Linked DNA regions of Homo sapiens: region 2 is linked to region 1. Evidence: chromatin contacts called from ENCODE Hi-C or POLR2A ChIA-PET data. All regions are on one chromosome and are shown on one strand. The core of a region is the stretch at or near the end of the contact, and the rest is flanking DNA. Distances in the headings are between cores, read along the strand shown.

The links. Hi-C counts contacts between places; a loop is a spot of excess contacts on that map. ChIA-PET counts read pairs that join two places held with the same protein, here RNA polymerase II (POLR2A). Pooled maps may share reads with other maps.
Region 2: a loop to region 1 is called in a map of right cardiac atrium, with 2.4 times the contacts of the local background. The contact joins two enhancer-like sites. A Hi-C loop is called at or near these places in 3 of 168 maps with a recorded cell type or tissue (GM23248, IMR-90 and right cardiac atrium) and 2 of 50 pooled maps. POLR2A ChIA-PET finds 5 or more read pairs at or near these places in 2 of 52 experiments (OCI-LY7 and Panc1).

What each region holds. Positions count from the first base shown.
Region 1 is chr7:1,644,822-1,650,404 of GRCh38, forward strand. No RefSeq gene overlaps it. Among named protein-coding and RNA genes, the nearest start is that of ELFN1, 23 kb to the right of the region's middle. RefSeq lists an enhancer at 4,328-4,835. Within about 2 kb of position 2,386, at least 5 of the 41 ENCODE cell types and tissues checked have a DNase peak (open chromatin) inside an H3K27ac peak, as active enhancers do.
Region 2 is chr7:2,210,406-2,215,988 of GRCh38, forward strand. It overlaps MAD1L1 (mitotic arrest deficient 1 like 1), which reads right to left. Exons shown (of 19, transcript NM_001013836.2): 9 at 5,480-5,583; 10 at 2,807-2,868. Among named protein-coding and RNA genes, the nearest start is that of MAD1L1, 20 kb to the right of the region's middle. Within about 2 kb of position 3,511, at least 3 of the 41 ENCODE cell types and tissues checked have a DNase peak (open chromatin) inside an H3K27ac peak, as active enhancers do.

The DNA.
Region 1 (5,583 bases), core at 1,136-3,635:
GTCCCCGCCTGTTTGAGGAGATCCTGAGGGGGCTGCCGGGAGGACTGGTTCCAACGCTCAGGGCCTCCGCCTGGACTCTGGCCTGCAGGCTTGAGGAGGGAGAGGCCTGTCCTCCCTCACTGCCACTTCTCCCTTATCAGTAGTAGGAGAGGTTACTATGAATATTCATATGGCTCACATGAATATTTATGAGAACACTGCGCCGGGTCTATCTTCTCGCCCTTGGGTCCCTCCATAGCTTGCTAACTCGCTGCACCCACGGGTCTCTGTTGACCCTTGTACTCGAGCCAGCGAGGCGGCTTTCCCTCCACCGACAGAGGTCTGCCCGGCAGCCCCAGGGCTCCCTCACCCCAGGACACCCCTGGGTGGGAATCGTCCCTGGCCCAGGGCTTGGCAGGTGTAGGCCCTGTCTCAGGTCTGACCCCACCTCCTGTGTAAGGGGGAGCCCCTCACCCGGCCTCAGTTTCCCTTCTGACCTCCACAGGTCCTTTTGGCCCTGAAAGGGTTTGGCCAGGCTGATGGGCTCCGGGAACAGCACGTTCTCTCTGATTCTTCTTTCCAATGCTCCATTGTGTGGGGACAAAGCCGAGAAGCTCCGGTTCCCCAGGGGTGTGCCAGGCCAAGACTTCAGGTTACCTAGCACAGGGAACCAGAGGGGCCTCTGGTCAGGTGTCCCCGCTGGCCTCCGGGCCCACAGCCAGGGGCTGCTTGGTCAGCCGTTCCCTGGCACAGGCCAAACCGAGGTGAGCTGGGAGCACTCGGGGCAGGCAGGGGCTGCAGGGGTGGCAGGGGAAGCATTCAGACCCCAAAGCTCAAGGGTGGAGGGTGAGTGGGACCTCCGTGCCCCGGGACGTGCTGTCTGGAGGAAGTCACGCTCCACTGCTCCTGGTGGCGCGATCTTGGACAGGTCACGCTTCTCTGTGCCTTGGTGTTGCTCTCTGCCGTGCCTTCCCCAGGTGTGTTCAAGGTGGGGCCACCCTTGGCAAATGTGGATGCTCTGTGTGGGGGACCCCCCACTCTGAGGGCATTTGGCCATTTGTCCAGAGTGGACCCAGCTGGGGGAGCAGTGACACCACCATGGAACCCAAAGCTTTGAGACTGCAGGGAGGCCAGGCCCTGCCTCTGCCCCAGAACGGCTCCAGGTTACACAGACCACGCGGGGCCTTCCTCCCCCTGGGGGAGCGAGACGTCCCTCCTGCTCTCTGCTGATTTTTGTTTTTTCTTTTGAGACAGAGTCTCACTCTGTTGCCCAGGCTGGAGTGCAGTGGCACCATCTCAGCTCCCTGCAGCCTCTGCCTCCCAGGTTCAAGCGATTACCCTGCCTCAGCCTCCTGAGTAGCTGGGACCACAGGCGCCTGCTACCACACCAGGCTAATTTGTGTATTTTTTAGTAGAGGTGGGGTTTCACCAGGTTGGCCAGGCTGGTCTCGAACTCCTGACCTCAGGTGATCCATCTACCTCAGCCGCTCAAAGTGCTGGGATTTCAGGCATGAGCCACTGTGCCCAGCCCTTTTTTTTTTTTCTTTTTTTTTTAAGCTGGGACTACAGGTGCATGCCACCATGCCCAGTTAATTTTATATCTTTTTGTAGAGGCAGTGTCTTGCCGTGTGCCCAGGCTGCTCTCAAACTCCTAGGCTCAAGTGATGGCCTCCTAAAGCACTGGATGACAGGCGTGAGCCACCACGCCGGGCCTCTCTGCATATCCGATTCTCACTGGGCTTGTGAGCCGTGGGCATGCTGGGTCCCCCTCCCTTCCTGGGTGCCCAGCCTCCCCTCCCCAGGGGATGGACCCTCCTCCAGGGAAGCCAGGGGCCCTTCCTCAGGGATCCATAGACTGGCTGCAATTTTCAAGGAGTGTAAGCCCTGCCCAGCGCCTTCCAGAGAGTTCCAAGACCCTGGGACCCCTGGGGTCATCTTCTCCCGAGGTCTCCTCTCCACTGAAGCATGACTATGATCTGGGAGCCTTACTGAGTCTCTGGATTCTGGGGGCCACGGTGTGAGATCTGATTCCTCCCTTGCAAGTTAGCAAATTAGAGGCTGTGGGAAGTCCTGATCTCTCCACCCGAGCTTCCCAAACAGACGCTGGCCCCTCTCCTTTGGTGCTTGGCTCTGACCTCAGCGGTGGAAGTTCAGAGGGCTCCAGCGCTCGCCCAAGGTCACAGAGCCAGCGAGTGGGGCTCCAGCTGGGGTCTGGGCCCACCTCACTCACAGCCTGAGCTTACAGCCACCATCCGGGGTGGAGGACAGATGGAGGTCCCTCGCACCGGGGCTTTCTGCACGGGCTGACCCCAGCGAGCTTCGTAGCTCGGGCCCAGCCTGCTGGTGTCGTTTGCCTAAATGTGTTCAACCTCGTCTTCCCATGAGACCGACACGGCCACCGCCAACATCTGCGGGGACAATGACAGAGGAATGCCTAATGAGGGCCCGGCGTGGCCCCGCCACGGAGCGCAGGCTGGGACAGATGGTCTATCATTACCCATTTTTATTAATTACTGCTCCCCGTGCTGCGATTGGCTCCAACGGCTCAGGCACGTTGGACGCGCTGTGGCCGCAGCTATTCTGGAAGGAAGAAACGGCCCTTCATTTAGCACAGCGTGCCTTTCCTCCCAGCTTCCTCAGAGGCCACAGGCATTTTTGGCTCAGCGAGGTCCCTGGGGAACTAGGCTGTGCGGAGGGAGGAGTGTGCAGCTGCCACCTGACTGATGAGAAGGGGCGGAGGGGCTGGTGCGGGGAGAGGCAGAGAGCCCCTGTGACTCCAGCCTGGAGCGAGGCCCTGCGGGGAGACCCGGGACCTCTGCAGACCTGGCCCAGACCACATCTGCATCCCACAGGCTTGGGCCGTTGGCCTCAGGGAAACTTGGGGCCCGCGGACCCCGCTGCTGCCACGGAGTTTGTGCCTTACCTGGGTTTGTGCTCGTGGGCGTTGATCTGGGTTGAGGGCCGCAGCCTCGCTCCTGTTTATAGACACTCGGGGTCCCAGCCCAATCTGCCCCAGGGGCTCCCTGAGGCTCTGGGGTCCTACAGACCTGGGTCAGAAGCCCCACACGGGCTCCAGCTTGCAGGGATGCTGGGTGAGTCCCTCCCTGCCTGTGGGCTTTGCACTCCTGCCTGCAGAATGGGGGTGCAGAAGCACCTCCTCATCAAATGCTCAGGTGGCTTGAGTGAGCCGATGCCCAGGGCCTGCCCGCCTTGGGGGATGCCCAGGACACCCACACTGCCATCCAAGTTTGGCTTTGGGCGAGTTCCCAGCTGCCTGCAGCTCTGTCTCCTCTCCGAGAGGCGGTCATGTTCTGCCTGCCCTCCAAAACAAAGGGGATGGAAATGCGTTGGGGTGAGAAGGACCTACCCGGTCAGACCGTCCAGGCTGGGCGAGGACCAGGACGGAGGGCTGGGGCGCCCTGTGAGGTGCTGTGTCTCCCTGCCTGCCAGGACGCCGAGTTCCCCACTGACCGGCCTTCGTATGGGCCCGTTAGCATGGGAGATAATGGGACGTGAAGCACGAGGTTTCTAGTCAATACAGAGGAGCTGGGAGGCTTTTTATATCTTGTTCTGTCACCCTGGCCAGGCGTTTTATCTGCTGCCTGCTTGACAGCCTGTCACAGAGCCAGGCCCTGCCGGAGTCCTGGCCCAGCCTGTCCCGGGGAGGGGGGTGGCGGGGAGGCTGCCTGCGGAGCGGAGCCGGCAGAGCCCTGAGCAGCGCCTGCAAGAGGAGCTCCCGTTGCGGGACCAAGCGAGCCCTTGGCCCAGCTCCACAGCAGGCTGCACCCCCGGAGCCCCCAGCGTGGAGTCAGGAAGGCCCCATCTGTGTGAGTCTGCTCTGACCACAGTAATACACCCCACAGACCAGGCAGCTTACACTACAGGAATTTATCGTCTCCCATTCTGGAGGCTGGAAGTCCGAGATCAAGGTACGGGCAGGGCTGCCTTCTCCTGAATCCTCAGCCCGTGGCTTGCAGATGGCATCATCTCCCTGTGTCCTCACCGGGCTGTCCCTCTGTGCGTGTCTGTCCTGATCTCCTCTTCTTACAAGGACACCCGTCTGATTGGATTAGGACCCACCCGTATGACCTCATCTCGTCTTAGTCACGTCTTCAAAGGCCCCGTCTCCAAACACAGCCCCATTCTGAGGTCCTGGGGGTCCAGGCTTCAGCATTTGAGCTTCGGGGGCACCAAGCAGCCCGTAACACCCCCCTCTTCCTGGGAAGTCCTCTTCCTGGCACCTCCTGACCCTTCCCGAGTGACTCAGGGCAGACCCCTTCCGCTCCCAGCCTCCATGACCTGCAAGGATGGTGTGACGATGGGCCAGGATCATCAGGGTCATTTATCTGCCAGCTTGAAATGCTGCACTTATGGGAGCCTGCAGGTGACGGGAAGGGTGGAGAAGGGGCCGGGCCCCGCAGAATGTCTGCGGCATGGACGCTGGAGCCCAACGCCTGTGCCTGGCCCCCAGCTGTGCCACATACGGGCCATGTGACCATCAGCAAGTTATATGACCTCCCTGGATCTCACGTCCTCATTTGGCAAACAGGGATAGTCGTGATCCCTCCCTTAGGGCCGGTGCTTGGAAAGAATGAACGAACATGGGTAAGGTGTGCCTGGTGAGCGCTGTCTGGGCTGAAGGAGGAGTTTGAGAAGGCGGCTTTATGAAGGGAGGTGGCCGGGCGCGGTGGCTCACGCCTGTAATCCCAGCACTCTGGGAGGCCAAGGCGGGTGGACCACTCGAGGTCAGGAGTTCGAGACCATCCTGGCCAAAATGACGAAACCCTGTCTGTACTAAAAATACAAAAATTAGCCGGGCATGGTGGTGCATACCTATAATCCCAGCTATTCAGGAGGCTGAGGCATGAAACGTGGAGGTTGTAGTGAGCCGAGATCGCACCACTGCACTCCAGCCTGGGCGAGAGAGTGAGACCCCATCTCACACACAAAAAAAGGGGAGATTATTTGGGGTGGAGTGGGCCTCAAACCCTGGGGAAACATTTGTGCTAAGTTCCATGGGCAGCTTTGGGGATTTGCTCCACAAGGACTCCCGAGAGATCAGTGTCCGCAGGGTGACACCGGTGGCTGGGTGACCAGGAGAGGTAGAGGGGAGATGGGGCCTTTGCTGAGACCCTGTGGAGGTGATGAGGTTGGAGGAGAGGCCATGTGGAGGAGACCAGCTAAGAGCAAGGAGGGGACGGCCTCAGGGACCACACTGTCTGGTGCAGTGAGGGGCGCTCATCCCTCCCCGGCACACAGCCCGGTGAGTAAATTTTGGTGCACAAAGCCAGCAGCTGCCACAGCTGGGCAGTAGTGAGCTCCCTGGCGTTGGAGGAAATCAAGCACATCCTGATGCTCACTGAGTGGGGAGACTTGATGGGAGAAACAGGAAGACCAGCATCATGGAGGGGTGGATTTTATTCTTATCAAAAGCAGTGGGGGGAGTTTCGAGTCCTGGGAAGAAGCACTGGAGGAGATGGCTTTTGGAGTCCAGGGATGGATCCCCAGTAGCTGCCCCATTTTCTGCATGAATTCGTGCTTTCATGGAGGCCCAGGGGCCGGGCAGCACAAGTCAGGCTGTGGGCTCAGGGTCCACACACCAGC
Region 2 (5,583 bases), core at 2,261-4,760, 570 kb after region 1:
TCTAGGAGCCGTATTCGGGACCGCCAGCCCGCATTCCCGTGGACTCTCTAGGAGCCGTATTCGGGACCGCCAGCCCGCATTCCCGTGGACTCTCTAGGAGCCGTATTCGGGACCGCCAGCCCGCATTCCCGTGGACTCTCTAGGAGCCGTATTCGGGACCGCCAGCCCGCATTCCCGTGGACTGCGGCATGAGCACCACCCCACTGACGTCCAGCGTGAGTCACCCGAGATCACGGCCTGATGCAGAACCACACTCAGACACCCGCCCTGTGGAGCACAACACAAGGAGCAGCGGGGAGCCCTGAAGGGGCCCAGGCATGGCAGGCAACCCAGCACGTGAGGAAACCTGCCCTCTACCAGGCCCACAGCCAAGGCCAACGCAGGAGACTAGGGGTCGACCCCCACAGCGAGGACGGCTCCATCCACCTTCCTGGCCATCAGCCTCCGGCTGCTCAGAGAGGACGCTCGCACCAGCCCCTCTCCAACTCACAGGGCCCTCCACAAGTACACGATCACGTCGGATCTTCACACGCAGTTGGGGAGAAGAGCTCCGTGTCCCCCTTTCAATAAAGAGAACACTGGCCCAGAGCAGCGCAGTGACTTGACACAGGTCTTACTGTTGGTGGCGGGGGGCAGGGGGAGCCTTGAATCCAGCCTCCGAAGAACTATCTGTGTTCCTCATCAAAGCTGCAGGGCGCCACACATGCATGCCACTTGCTTCCCGCCCACTTTAAGCTGGTGGTGGGCACAGGCAGCCCACCTCCACCAGCCCTACAGACCAACCCCTCCTCTCCCTCATCCAGGGCCTGGCCACCAGGGAGGGCAGAGTGAACACAGAAGACACAGGCAGGCAGAACCCCTGGGGCCAGCATGCCCTCATGCTGGCCACGCCCAGGCAGCACCCCCAGGCCAGCTCGCCCTCACACAAGCCATGCCCAGGCAGGGCGCTCAGATGCGGGAACAGGGCTGAAAGGATCCACAGTACTTTGAAACCAGCCAGAGACAGCAGCCAGCTGTGCCAGGTCTCGTGCCCGACTGACACCCAGTGCTCCAGGGCAAACTGCACACTGGACCCTCCAGCAGGGCCGGGCCCATCAGGCACGTGGGGGCCTCTGATGTCCCTTCACAGGAAAGAAGTCACAGAGGTTTCTCATCTGGCCAGAGTATGCCTGGGAGCAGAAGGGTCGCCTTCCAAGCAATTAATAAGCCCAGAGAACAGACAGAAGCACAAAGCATTTAGGCCCCGCTGAGGCCGGCCCTACAGAAGTCTGTGTTCTACAGGGGGAGTTCAAGAGGAGACAGCAGCCCGGGCCGTGCTCTGACTTAGCAAAGCTCAAAGAAAATGAAGAGGCACTTTCAGGTGACAGAGAACTGAAGCCAGTAATGCTGATGAGAAGGTAATGGATTCCAGAACCAGCAGTCGGACGGTGTGGTCAAAGGATAGCTCTTTCAGAGAGTCTCAGTCTCAGCCTAGTTTCCAAGAACAGCAGGAAAGACAGGCAAGAAGCGGGAAGCCTTGAAATCTCACAAGCAAACACAATAAGAGGCCGCCTCGGCACCAGCACCTCGGGCCCTGAGCCCCGGGCTCTGATGGCTCCTTCAAAAGCATCGCTCCTGCACCTCCTCGAGACCTGGCGCACACAGGGCAACCAGGAAGAGGGGTCCAGACCAGAGCTGCCAGGAGGTGGTCACCTGCAGGGGCACCGCGACTGAAGGGCAGGGGCCAACTGAGCGGCTGCTGGAGAAAGATGAGCACAGGGTCCTGGGAAGGATGGGGCAGGAGGACAGACAGGACCAGACCTGGGAACGGTCCAGCTACCTGTCTATAAGAATACCATCCCCAGCACCCAGGGTGGTCCCCCGGCAGCTCCACCCCACATCCCACCACCCAAGCGCTGGCACTCAGCTTGGCACAGACTGCGTGAAGAGGCTGCTACAAGCACCAGACAATCGTCTTCCACTATGGTGGGTGAGAACCGTTTGGATCTGTGTCCCTGCCCCATGCCTCATGTTGAATTGTAATCCCCAGTGCTGAAAGTGGGGCCCCGTGGGAAGTGTTTGGATCCTCGAGTGGATCCCTCACAGCTTGGGTCTGTCTTCATGATAGTGAGTTCTCATGAGATCTGGTCATTTAGAAGTGTGTGGCACCTCCCTCCCAACACTACTCACGCTCGCTCACTCTCTCGCTCTCTCATTCCTGTTTTTGCATTGCGGCGTGCCTGTTCCCCCTTCACCTTCCGCCATGACTGAAAGCTCCCTGCGGCTTCACCAGAAGCCGAGCAGATGCCAGCACCATGCTTCCTGTACAGCTGCAGAAGCGTGAGCCAATTCCACCTCTTCTCTTCATAATTACCCAGTCTCTGGTATTTCTTTATAGCAATGCAAGAACAGCCTAATACAGTGGGTTTTTCTTAATTCTAAAAACTCAGTTCATCTCCACTGGTTACAGTTCCCTAAAATGAATGATTTCCCCCAAAAGCAATTATTTCCTCGGTATACACCAAAAAGAGTCCTTTCACAAAGCCCCGCAACGCAGGGCAATCAGACGCCTGCCACTGGTTTGCTGTGGATATTCCGCTTCTGAATGAAGATGTTACTAAGGCTTCAGCAGGATGAGTCACTGGGTTCCACTGCCCCATCCGCTGGGAAAGGCCTCATTAAACCTGAGCAGCCCAGGACAAATGCCCCGCACCAGCCACAGAGATGCCTGGCTGGAGACTGCGCTGGTGAGCCGGAAGCAGGCTCTGCTCTTCACCCAGGACCCTTCAAAGAAGGCGGGACCCCGGAGACACCTGCCCTTCCCTACCTGATGCTCAGGCCCATGGTCTGGTCCAGTCTCTCCCAGCTTTGCAGCTTGGCCAGCAGCCTCTGAAAAGACAACAAAAGCACAGACCCTGTCATCACCTGCCACAGGATCATCACATAAGACTGACAATCATGATCACGGTGCTAAGTCCCTGACCTCTCAGGAGAGCCTGCCCTCATCTCTGAGCTGGGCGCTACATGCTCCAAGTCTGCTTGGAAGTGGCCGGGTTATTATTCCCCAACTGCAGAAGCCACACTGGCGCTTCCTGCCTCACTCCTTCCTGGCCCCGTAAATTCAAGTGTGAATCCCAGCAAGCTAAAAGCAACGTGTGGCTGTGGAGGGAGAAGGCAGACAGCCTCAGAAAGGATCCTGGGGTTGACTGTGCCCCAGGGAGCAGCCTCGGGTCCTTGAGCCGTTAGGACTCATCCCTCCCCCATCTTCCAGGGGCTCCTCAGGGAACCAAGCCCTGGAGCAGACAGACTCAGTCCTGGAGCCAAACTTCCTGCCATCACACAGCAGACCAGGACCAGCAGGCCCTAGGAGAGGAGGGCAGCCACCCTGGAGCATGAGGGAGGGTGAGACACTGCCTACAGGCCAGCCCACCCCTCTGTGTCACATGCCTGTCCCATGCTGAGCCGCATCCCAAAGAGGTGAGTCTCACGGCCCTTCTAGGACGGAAGCAATCTGAGGGCAGGGACTCTGTGCCTTTGTTCTGGCCTCGCTTCACCTCCACCCAGTGCCAAGCACCATGCTGTTATCAACGCTCCACTCGGCAAGTCAGTGAGGTATTCTCACAGCCCCTCCTATGCGCAGGCACGCACTTGACTAGTAACTATATGACAGCCAACGCTACAGAACATTCGCTACGCGCCAGGCACTGCTCTGAGCACTTTGCATAGACTCATGTGAGCCTCACAGTCCTGACAAGGCAGCCAGCACCACTCCTCCCTGTGCAGACGGGGAGACAGACAGGGAGATGAAGGAGCTGGCCCAGGGACATGGAGCAGCAAGCACCCAACTACGGAATGTGGCTTGAGAGCCCCAACTCTTCAACCATCAAACAATAAATTACACCGCGGGAGAGAGAAAAGATGTCGCATGGGAGCTGTCTTTTCAGGCTAAGCTCCTACAGAACCCAGCACCTGAGAGAAGAGTCCCTGCCAGATACCCCCGCTGACAGGGAGCCACCTCACCGTGGGTCACAGGGCCAAGGCCCCAAAACGACCTTGGCTGTATCACAGCTCTGAAGAGGACAGAGACGCCACGCCACCCAAGGGGACTCTGGAAGTGGCCAGCTGGACAGCTGGGCAGCTGCAGAGCACTGCAGATGGAGTCTGCCCTCCTGCCAGGCCCCACAACCACCGGAGAAAGGCGGCATAGGTGTGCCAGGCACAGAGGGGAGTGGCTGTGGCCACAGGGAAGTGGCATGAAGGACAGAGGACCCAGGCAGGGGCCAGAAGGCCTAAATTCTGGTCCAAACTTGCTGTGCACCGGGCAAGAGAGGGAGCTTCTCTGAACCTCAGTTTCCTCCTCTGCCCGCAACATGACTGCAGGATGTTTTCCAGCACTGACACCTTCCTACCAACTGCCGCGGTGAAGACAGAACACCCCCAGCACAGGGCCCTGCCAGCCCTGATCCTCACAGTGCCACACGCATTCTGACTCACCCTCTGTACCAGTTTCCTGCTGCAACCGAAACAGATCACCACAAACTAAGTGGCTTCAAACAACACAAATTGGTGCGGCACAGAGGCTCACGCCTGTCATCTCAGCACTTTGGGAGGCAAAGGCGGGAGGGTCACTTGAGCCCAGGAGTTCAGGACCAGCCTAGGCAACACAGGGAGACCCCATCTCTACAAAAAAAAATTTAACATTTAAAAAGCCTGGCCGGGCATGGTGGCTCACGTCTATAATCCCAGCACTTTGGGAGGCTGAGGAGGGTGGATCACGAGTTCCAAGAGATCAAGACCATCCTAGCCAACGTGGTGAAACCCTATCTCTACTAAAAATACAAAAATTAGCCGGGTGTGGTGGCGCACGCCTGTAGTCCCAGCTACTCAGGAGGCTGAGGCAGGAGACTCGCTTGTACCCGGGAGGCGGAGGTTGCAGTGAGCCGAGATCGCACCATTGCATTCCAGCCTGGGGACAGGGCGAGACTCCATCTCAAAAAAAAAAAAAAAAAAAGCCCACAAATGTAATATTTTATAGTACTTTAGATCGGAAATCCAAAACGGGTCTCCCCGAGCTGGAATCCTGGTGTTGGCAGGGTTGTGTTCCTTCTGCAGATTCCAGGGGACAGTCCACTTCCCTGCTCTTTCCAGCTTCCAGATGACCCACATTCCTTGGCTTGTGGCCCGTCCTCCATCTCCACACCCAGCAAGAGCTGCCAAGTCCCTCTCACATCACTCTGAGCCCCCAGGATGGCCCAGGAGCCCCTCCCCGCCGTGGGCCAGCTGACCAGTCACCTCATTCGCCCTGCCAGGGAAGGTGCTGTGTTCACAGGCTCTGAGGATGAGGCATGGACCTCTCTGGGGACCACGATTCTGCCTCCCACCCCATCACAGCAACCTCCATGTTGTAGGTGAGCAGCTGGTGGGCGTGACCACAATACCGAGGCTCCTCCAGGCAGGGCAGAGGACACCCACAGGAACCGCACACCACACAGGCCCTCACCTCGTTCTCCAGCTCCAAGCCAACCAGCGTCTCCTGCATCTTCTCCTGGCGCCCCAGCTTCCTCTGCAGCCCTTCCAGCTCTTCCTGGAGCAGCCCGTTGGTCT